2 separate regions of the Mus musculus genome follow, and region 1 is linked to region 2. Evidence: chromatin contacts called from ENCODE POLR2A ChIA-PET data. All regions are on one chromosome and are shown on one strand. The core of a region is the stretch at or near the end of the contact, and the rest is flanking DNA. Distances in the headings are between cores, read along the strand shown.

Region 1 (4,748 bases), core at 181-2,680, 280 kb after region 2:
GTACAGCTACAAGAAGTTATATCAAGGAACTTCTTGGATTTGGGCAATACTTTTGGCCACTCCTTCCTAGTCACCTTAGTCAGGCTGTACACAGCCATTCTCATTTCCTGAAGAGACAGCTGCAAATAGATTTAGGACCTCAGGGTACAGGGACTTGAGTTTCTGCAGAGAAACATGAATGTATAGAGGATCTTCAGGATTGTCTTTATGACTGCAGCAGCGCCTGCCACAAAGATCCTCAGGAAAGAGATCTGGGACATGGAGAGGCCCCTGAAGAACAAGGCTGCAAAGGAATGAGCCTGTGCGTGCAGGGAGCGGGGCAGGAGGGGAGATGAGACAGATATCTCTAGACCTCAGCCTCATCTGATCATGTTGGCCTGCCTCAAAAGAATCTAGGCTGGGACAACTGGCCTCTAGTGAGGGTTAGAAGACGCTGGTCTAGCTTCCTCACTATTTTACTTGACTCATAAATCATCACACATACCAGAGGCTCTCAGACTTTACCCTGCTCTGCCTCTTAACCTTACCTATCACTTACCTATACTTGCTGGCTTGCTCCTCTGACTCCCCCTGCCTGTAAGGCTCTTCCTGAAATGTCTCAAGACTGACTGCTTCTCCATCAGATCTTCAGCTAACTGTAGGTCTCCCTACCAAAGATTTAAGAACGCCCAATACTCAATACTTTATCTGTGTTCAGTTCCCCCCCCCCCGTAAAACTTATCACAGTTCCTCATGATTTTTAACTTTTTATTTTAACTAGAATAACAGTACTGCAGGTGAGTTGCCACAAGGAGACAGTTACCAAAGTCTTGAGACATTTTTGTCATAACAAAACAGGGCTGTGGGTGTTACTACTACCATTCAGTGAACAAACTCAGAATTGCTGCTGGACTGCGTACAATGCACAGGACCCTAGAGGCAGAATGGTCTGTCTCAAAACCGCGTACCAGATGAGCTTATCAGTTTGGAATCCGGTTCTCCGCCGACTTTCCAGAGCCTAGGATACTGCTTGGCACACAGGCAGCGCTCAAAAAAACATAGGAGTGCAAAGACAACGAAAGAGAGAGTGAAGGGAAGGAGTGACAGACGGATTTACTTGGAGTCAGGAGGACTTATAGAGGCTGAGACCCCAGCCGTCTCAGTCCCGCCCCCCAGGCTAGGCCCACGACCGCTCGCGACGCTCCCACAACCAGCCCGCGCTCCACCGCACTCCCCGGAAGAAGGAGCCCCAGGTCTTGTGCTCCGCGCACTCACTCACCCGCCCGCGGCTGCCTAGGAGCAGCGACTTCACCCACCGGCATCATCTTGCCCCTCTCGGCCCGCGGCCGGGAAAGGTTTCAGGATACAGGAGCCGGAAGTCCCGGGGCAGGTCGGAACTTGTAGTTCACGGACTTCAGGAACTCTAGGTGCTGCTTCACGCTTTGAGCTTCCTAAACTACGACTTCCGGCGACCTCTGTACTGAAGGACCGGATTGGTAGCTTCAGAATCACTCTATGTTGCACATTGGAATTTGATTGGCTAACTGAACTCGTCACTCATGGACTCAATGGCTCTACAACCGGGAGGATATTCGAGCTACTCAAAATACCGCCTCCAAAACAAAAGTCGCTGTACGATTGGTGGAAATTGCAGGACAGCTCGAGGAGCATATCAGCAGTGGAGGAAGGTGGGCACTTCCTCAGAGGTGGCCCAATCACATAAGGGGCAGTTCTATAAACTCTTGAGCCTCGCGAGCAGTCGCTCTTTTTGGGAGTGAGTGTGTTCGTGGTCCCTTTCATCTAGGTTTTGTAAGGAACGTTTTGGGAGTAGTGCTCGCCGAATGGAACTCAAAGGACCTCTGCTACAGATCTGCCTTCCTCCCGAGCTGAAGTGCTTTAGTCCTAAGGGTTTAACCCTTCCCCATTTTTCTTCTGACTCCATTTTTGCAGGTATGAACTGGTCGGGCCTGGCTTCCCTTTTCAGCCCCAAGCCCGTGATGAATTAATTTCTGACACCTCGTATGAAAACTGCATGCGTAGTCTGATTACATTATAAGACTGAGGCTTGGGCGCGACGTCACTAATTGGATGGGTTTTGAGTGAAAAGTTAACCAAAGTAAAGATTTATGTTTGATTTTTTTTTTTTCAGGGCATGTTGAGTCGGCTGCATCTAGAGATCCAACGAGTAGGAGTGTTGGCTGGTAAGCTGGGCATCCGTGTATCTGAGTTTCTTAGCAATAAAGTGAAATGCAATCTTACTGTGGTTTCAGACGTTGTGATTTCATGTGCTGATAGCACAGTGCCGTAGAGGCCCTGGTTTGGCGTCACACAGTCCGCAAAGGGGTTGACTAAGATATTCTGTTTGAATCATTCTAATCTAGGGTGACCTTATAAGCCAGCACTACTTAAGGAATAGGCTGTGGGGCACCCTAATCTTGATAGTAAACTATTCCTGTGGGAATTTTGGTGACGGTATCAGCGCATGTGTAAATTAAGTGTTTCCCCAGGTGAAGTACCTTTACCCCCCCACTAAGCCATTTTTGCCCCAGGAGGTGGTTTTCCACAGATGACACAAACTCCAGAAACACCTTTATTAATAGGGACTTAGAGGACAGGTTTTCACTCAACATTTGTGGCTTGGTGACTTTAGTACAAAGTGGAACGGACTGGGCCAGCCTGCTAAGTTGTGACTGGGTTCTATCATTCTGACCTTGCTGTGCGTCCCTATATCAGCCTCCTAGTGAGTCGGAAGCAGTCCAACAAATGGACAGTGACTGACATAGCCTTGAGTGGGGTCCTGTCTGAGCAGTGTGCTGCGTGTGGTCCCCCTCCTCACTTCTGGGAGTGCCCAGAAGAGGGCAGCAATGTGCTGTGGCCTGGTTTTTATGCTTCAAGACCATTTCTGGTGGCCACTGGGGCAAAGGGTAAGCATTAGCCTCTGGTGTCTTTGAGAAGACACTAGGGCATCCATCCTTTGAGGACAAGTCTATAGACTCGGGCAATTCTCAAAGGCAGAACTGCTTCCTCCAGCGTGGAACTGAGTTTCAGCAAGGTTCAGAGTCGACAGCAGGAGACCCCTCGGCCCTCCCTCTTAACATAGTCATGCAGCCTGAAGCGCGGCTCGCTGGGAGCCTTGGCTGATCTCTGTTTCAGCTCCCTGAAGAGCAACAGGGGAGGGGATGTAGATAACATAGAACAAGGTAGCCCACTTATCCTAGAATGTGAGGTAGTGTTTGTTCATTACCAGGACTTACTTTGCTATGGCTGTAAAAGCCAAGTCCACGTTGAGGCCAGTCCTTGCGCTGGTCTCCATGAAAGGTAGCCCATACTCCTGCAAATAGTTACTGCCAGCTAGGTGCTGGGCACCTGGGGGCAGCTCAGTGTCCCAATCTCAAGAACACCCTCATCGTCCTCCCTGTCGACTCACCTTGGCTAATTTCTCCCCATCTTCCCTCTTTACCACACGGTCTTGAGTAGAGTCAACCTGGCCAGGCACAGGGATTTCATTAGTGCCTGTCCCCGGTGCACCCTGTGGGCCAGGCTGGAGAGGACAGGCCCAGAGTCCTACCTTGTTCCCTAGCAGCATGAGCACCACATCCTGCTGGGCATATTCCTGGATCTCTGTCAACCAGGCCTGTATAGGGAAAGCTGAGGCCAGTCTCAGGGCTGGTCCTTGTGGCCTCTTGTGCCACACCTGATTGAGTGGCTTTGCTAGAAGCCCTTATTTATCCAGGTGGTCCTGCTAATGGAGCCAGGTGTCACCCAGGCCCGTTGAGTTAGCCAATAGCCTGGCAACCATGAGCTGAGGGGTTCATCATGTCTATCCTTCCTGTTAAGTAACAGGACTCGGGCTCCTGATGCCATTTAGACAGTCTTGATTCATTCCCCCACCAAGGCCACTGACCTGAATGTTGTCGAAGGAATCTTTGTTGGTGATGTCGTAGAGCAGCAACAGTGCTGGATATAGAAAGCAATGAAGACGTCCCTGGGGGGGGCCTGGTGGCTCCTAACTACCTGCACCCTTTTAGATACTCCCAAGTGACTGCATCACCCTCACCTGCTGTCCCATAAGTGTGCCTACTTGCCTCCTGCCCCCATGCCAGTAGGCAACCCACACTATGTGGAGGATAGCCAGACCCCATGTCAATGGGCTTACCGTGAGCATCTCGGTAGTAGGCATGGGTGACACTTCGGAACCGCTCCTGACCAGCTGTGTCCCAGATCTGTGGCAACAGGCACTGGTCATACTGCCCAACCTCTCTCCCTTGTGTCTCCAGCCCCACACTCCTGTCACCTCACCTGCAGCTTCACCTTCATGCCATCCACATCCAGAACTTTATTCTGAAACAGAAGCAGCCAGCAAGCAGTAAGGATGCCTGCCATCCTCTGGTGGAAGTAGGAAAGGCAGTAATAGAAGCAATGGATGGACTTCCCACTGAGTGGAAGTTGGAGGCCCTCCTATCCCATTCCTACAGTGCCTCCAGTGCCAACCCTGGGCCTCTGTTAACAAGCACGTACACCCCAGGTCATACCAGCTCCTACTTGTCAAAAGTGTGGAACTGTTAGTACACTTCCGGCATAAAGACAGATACTAGCTTAGGAGCACCTTCAACTTGAGCTCCTTCACCCTGCCTGGAGAAGCTGATTTTATCCCCTCCCCCCTCAGTCACTGGGACACCCATTTCCCAGGAGATGGTCTTATGCTTGTCTGACTCTCTACTGTGCCCACAGAGCCCAGATCTATGGTTGATATATAGGGGATATTCGTG
Region 2 (4,816 bases), core at 1,760-4,259:
GTTGTGTCAAATCTCAGTATGTAGTCTCTTATTATAACTGAAACACTTATGAACAGCATTACCATGTTTGACAGGCATGATGCTGAGGCAGGAGGATCAGGAGTTCAGTCATTCTGGACTAAAAAAGCACTTCTGGACCATGCTGAGCTAAGTAAGGCACTGTCGCTAGGTAAGGAAGAGCCGGGTAAGATGGTCACTGATGGCAGTCCCAATACTCCAGAGGTAAAAGGAGGATCAGGAGTTCAAGATCAGTTACTAACTTGAGATTCTGTTTCAATCAATAAATCAATCAATTGATAAAAAACCACTCTTGGTGCTGGAGAGATAGCACAGCAATTAAAACCACTGGCTGTTCATCTAGAAGACCAGGGTTCAATTCCCAGCATCCCATAAAACAGCTGATAATCTTCTGAAACTCAAGACCCCAGGGATCAAACACCCTCTTCTGGCCTTTGCAGGTACTGCATGCACATGATGTATACAAGATATGCAGGCAAAACACTCAAAAAATAAAAATTAAAAAAAAAAAAAACGATTAAACCACGCAATTCTTTTGCATCAAAGTTGAATGCTGACATTTAAAAACATGCAATCTGGGGCTGGAGAGATGACTCAGCATCAAGAGCTCTTCCAGAGGACCTAGGTTCAATTCTCAGCACTCACGTGGCAGCTCACAATTGTGTGTAACTCCAGTTCCAGGGGATCTAATACCTTCACACAATTATACATGCAGACAAAACACAAATGCATATGAAATTTTAAAAACACACACACACACATAAATGTACACAAGAGCTTTACAGTATGACCAACAACACTAGGATTAGTATTGTTTCCATATGGTAACTTACAGCTCGGACAGCAAGGATGTCCCCAACAGAAAGCCATTTCAGGATATGAAAGAGTACATCTTCTGGGAGACTCAAGATGGTTAAGTTTCTGGGTCTTCTTTTGATTCTTCGTTTAGTAGGATAACAGAAACACTTGGCACACCTACAATGGATCACTTAAAGGGAAAAAAAATTCACAAGCCTTGGTGAGATAAAAAGTTGCATCTAAAGATGATTTAATCGTTACTGTCCTCTATTCACACAAGAGACTAGTTTTAAAATTAAATAAAGTGTACCATATGAATTACTTAAGATACCACCATTCCCCAGCACTCGGGAGGCAGAGGCAGGTGAATTTCTGAGTTCGAGGCCAGCCTGGTCTACAGAGTGAGTTCCAGGACAGCCAGGGCTATACAGGAAAACCCTGTCTCAAAAAACAAAACAACAAAAAAGATACCACCATTCCTTTTATAGCCAATAAATATTCAGGGAGAATATCAGGTAACATGTAACTTGAATGTTGGAAATTTTCTAATCCAAGATCTACATGACAACCAGAGCTGGAGAAAGCAGTCGACACTGATGAACATTCAGTTTTCCTTGAACTGTACTCAAGAAGGTACTTTTGGGGCCAAGAAACTGCTCAGCAGTGAAGGCTAGCTCACAACCAGTCAGTAAGATCCCTTGGACTTTTGCTATAGCCCAGGCTGGCCTCAAATTCACTAACATTAGCTGAGGTTACCCTTGAACTCCTGATTCCCCTACCTCTACCTGCCAAGTACTGCATTCTAAGTATTAGTCACTATGGCCAGCTTACATTGTTTATATTTGAACATGTGACTATCAGCATATGGTTGACCAAGGGACTTGCATAGCATAGACTGGGAACTCAAATTAGCAGGCCGTTCTGTAGAACATGGAGGCCAGATCCATCCCAGAGCAGCTCTCAGCTTGGCAGATGGTGAGAGCTCCCCAGTCCCCAAACAGAGGGGTCTTCCACACTCAGCTTACAGTGCAAAATCACCCCTTCCTAGCACCGTGGACCCTTTAATACACTCAGTTCCTCATGCTGCAGTGACCCCCAACCATAAAATACCTTCATTGCTACTTCATAACTGTAATTTTGCTACGGTTATGAATCTTAATGTAAATATCTGATATGCAGGATGTCTGATCTGCAACTCCTGTGAAAAGGTCGTGTGACCCCCCCAATGGAGTCGCGCCCACATGTTGAGAACTCAGGCACACAGCAACTGGACCCAGACATGCTCTTCAGATGAGCTCTTCTCCTCCACAGTGGGTTGTTCCAATATTTACTTCAGCAATTCATTCTTCATTCAACGCCTATGGCTTTTTTCCCTATTTCACAAAGGGCCCCCACATTACCCCCCCCCCCCAAGGTCCTGCCTTCCTACTTATAAATGCGCCTATCTTTCTACCTATTTTTCCTCCTCACACTGAGGCAAAAGTGGCTGACCTCGGGCTTTCCATCAGGAGGTCTCTAAGAGACTGTCCACTCCCAAACTCTTCACCTGAGTCTTATTGGAAACCAAATTTACAGCAAAGGCCAAATGTATACCCAGAGAGCTATAATTCCCAAACATTCTAAGAATATTATCATAACAGTTTCTTGACTCGTGTGCTCTAGAGCATGTCTGGAAGTGTTTAACCACTCTAACAAGTGAAATCGCACCCCCAGGTCGTGAGACGTTTTCACGGGGCAGATCCTGTGGCCTCAGCCAACCCTCAGGTGATCAAGCCGCCCACAAGAGTCCGGACAGGGCCTGAGATCGCTCTATATCGTGTGGATTGCCCACGACTTCACAGATAAGTAAAATCGTAGTTTGCTAAGTAGAGAACCTAAATAGCCCTGGGGTAACAGGAGAGGCATAGGCGCCGGGCGGGCATTTAAACCGCGCGGGCGGGCTCGCAGTCGGGGATACGTGCCTACCCCGTGCTTTGGGGGATGCGACGCGCACTCCCGGGTCACAGGGGCCCGAGTCCATGCTCCTCCGGCCTCCGTTCCGTATGACCTATCGCCTACCCGGCTCCCGCCAGCACTCACCACCGCCGCTCCCCATCGCCGAGCTCCCTCCACTGCCGCTTTAGACCGCTCTCAAGCGCGCCCGCGCCTGGGGCAAGTGCACGGAGCGCCTCACGCAGGCGCGGGCCCCACCCCCGCCCCGTTTTCAAACGCGCCGGGAGCTCCTACTGGTAGGACCACAGAGTTACGCCCCCCAGATCACTAGCCTCTCCTGCCCCGCAGGCTCTGGGCATTTGTGATTGGCTACACCAGGACGCGAATTCAAACGCTGGCTGTCTATTGGCTTATCGCTCGTGGTTGACCCGCCTTCTCCGCTGGGCGGGGGACGGAGGAGTTCAGCTGGCGCCGGCGGGCTATCCTAAAAAGCCCGCCCGGAGGCAGAGAGGGCTGGTCTTCTCCCTCCAAGACTTGTCCTACCGTCCGGAGTTGGTCGTGGCTTACTACCTGTCCCTCCCACGCGAGCTTCCGGCCGAGGAGACTGCATTTGGAGGCGCCAACTCCAACACTGATGTGGAAATTGCAGAAGCTGGGCTCCGATGCCGGGCAGCCACAGCCACAGTCACAGTCTGCTGAGCGATGTGTTCACTCGAGTACATGTTCCGTATTCTCATGAGATGATCTGTCGAGAAAAGACAAGTGGTCTCTTGAGGGTGGAGAGCGAGGAATAGGCCCAGGCTTATCCCCACAGCTTGGGTCAGCCTTCATCCCCTCCCCGAAGCCAGCATGCTCACTGTATCTGACCTGTGCTGGAAGCTGGATAGCAAGACCTCTAGTGGGTCTGAGACAGTTAATAGGGAATGGCTGTTCACAGCACAGAATATTAGAGAACCCTAGAGCAAGACTTGGGATTTGCTCCCCATTGCTGCTGATCTCCATGGGGAACCCTCACACTGTCTCTTTTCCGGAAGACTATACTGTTTTCCAATTTGTTACTTTTTCTTTTCTTCGAGACAGGGTTTCTCTGTGTAGCCCTGGCTGACCTGCAACTCACTCTGTAGACCAGGCTGGCCTTGAACTCAGAAATCCGCCTGCCTCTGCCTCCCGAGTGCTGTGATTAAAGGCATGTGGCACCACCACCCAGCTACTTTGTTACTTTTTTATCTTCCTCCTTTTGTACTTTGTTACTTGGGACAGAAGTGCTGTTTTCAGAATTTGCTTTTGGTAGCCTCTGGAAGGTATTAAAAAAACTAAATCTAACAATGAGCAAACCCGCTGTCCATCACATTTCAGAATACATAACAATCTATCTGGTCCCCTGGTTAATCAGAGTTACAAAGTCATCAGTTGATCAGTTGTCTTTTTTTTTTTTTTTGCTCTACCTTGTTTTGTATCCTACTCAATTTCAGTTTCTATTATTTATTGGAGGCGGGTTTTGTTGGTTTTGATAAAGGGTCTCCCAATGCCCTTCAGCTAACAACCTGACACTGCTTAGAGTCATCTGAGGGAGACTCAGTTATGTGATTGCCCATATCAGACTGGTCTGTGGCCATGTCTGTGAGGGATTGGTATGATTGATGACTGAGAGGGTTCAGCCTCTCACCACCTCTGGTGGTGCCATCCCTAGGTAGGTGTGTCTAGGCTATATAAGAAAGCTAGCTGAGCATCAGCCAGACAGCACTGGTCCATGGTCCTGCCTTGGTTGAGCTCCGGCTCTGACTTCCTTCAATGATGGGTTGTGACCTAGAAGTGTAAGACAAATAAATTGTTTTTGGTCCTGTTGTTTGTTAGAACAGAAAGCAAACTAGAAAACCCCACGAAGCCCAGGCTGACCTATAACGTGAGGTCTGTCCTGCTCCAGCTTCCTGACTGTTGGCTTATAGTTAGGTACCACTTCTGTCACGTTTGAATATGTTTGGCCCAGGGAGTGGCACTATTAGAAAGTGTGTTCCTGTTGTAGTCGGTGTGTCACTGTGGTATGGGCTTTAAGACCCCCATCCTAGCT

What was found. ChIA-PET counts read pairs that join two places held with the same protein, here RNA polymerase II (POLR2A).
Region 1: POLR2A ChIA-PET joins it to region 2 with 31 read pairs in embryonic stem cell. The contact joins the promoter of Traf7 here to the promoter of Ccnf in region 2. POLR2A ChIA-PET finds 5 or more read pairs at or near these places in 4 of 5 experiments (Patski and embryonic stem cell).

The regions. Positions count from the first base shown.
Region 1 is chr17:24,526,508-24,531,255 of GRCm38, forward strand. It overlaps Traf7 (TNF receptor-associated factor 7), which reads right to left and starts at 1,431. Exons shown (of 21, transcript NM_001172113.1): 1 at 1,259-1,431. Rab26 (RAB26, member RAS oncogene family) reads right to left here. Exons shown (of 9, transcript NM_177375.1): 3 at 4,279-4,320; 4 at 4,136-4,202; 5 at 3,884-3,936; 6 at 3,548-3,613; 7 at 3,407-3,463; 8 at 3,234-3,310; 9 at 2,547-3,136. The coding sequence ends at 3,034. Rab26os (RAB26, member RAS oncogene family, opposite strand) reads left to right here and starts at 1,744. Exons shown (of 2, transcript NR_045289.1): 1 at 1,744-1,929; 2 at 2,129-2,237. It overlaps LOC115488833 (a small nucleolar RNA gene), which reads left to right and starts at 1,969; the gene lies at 1,969-2,046.
Region 2 is chr17:24,248,400-24,253,215 of GRCm38, forward strand. Ccnf (cyclin F) reads right to left here and starts at 3,010. Exons shown (of 17, transcript NM_007634.4): 1 at 2,896-3,010; 2 at 852-1,006. The coding sequence starts at 2,911.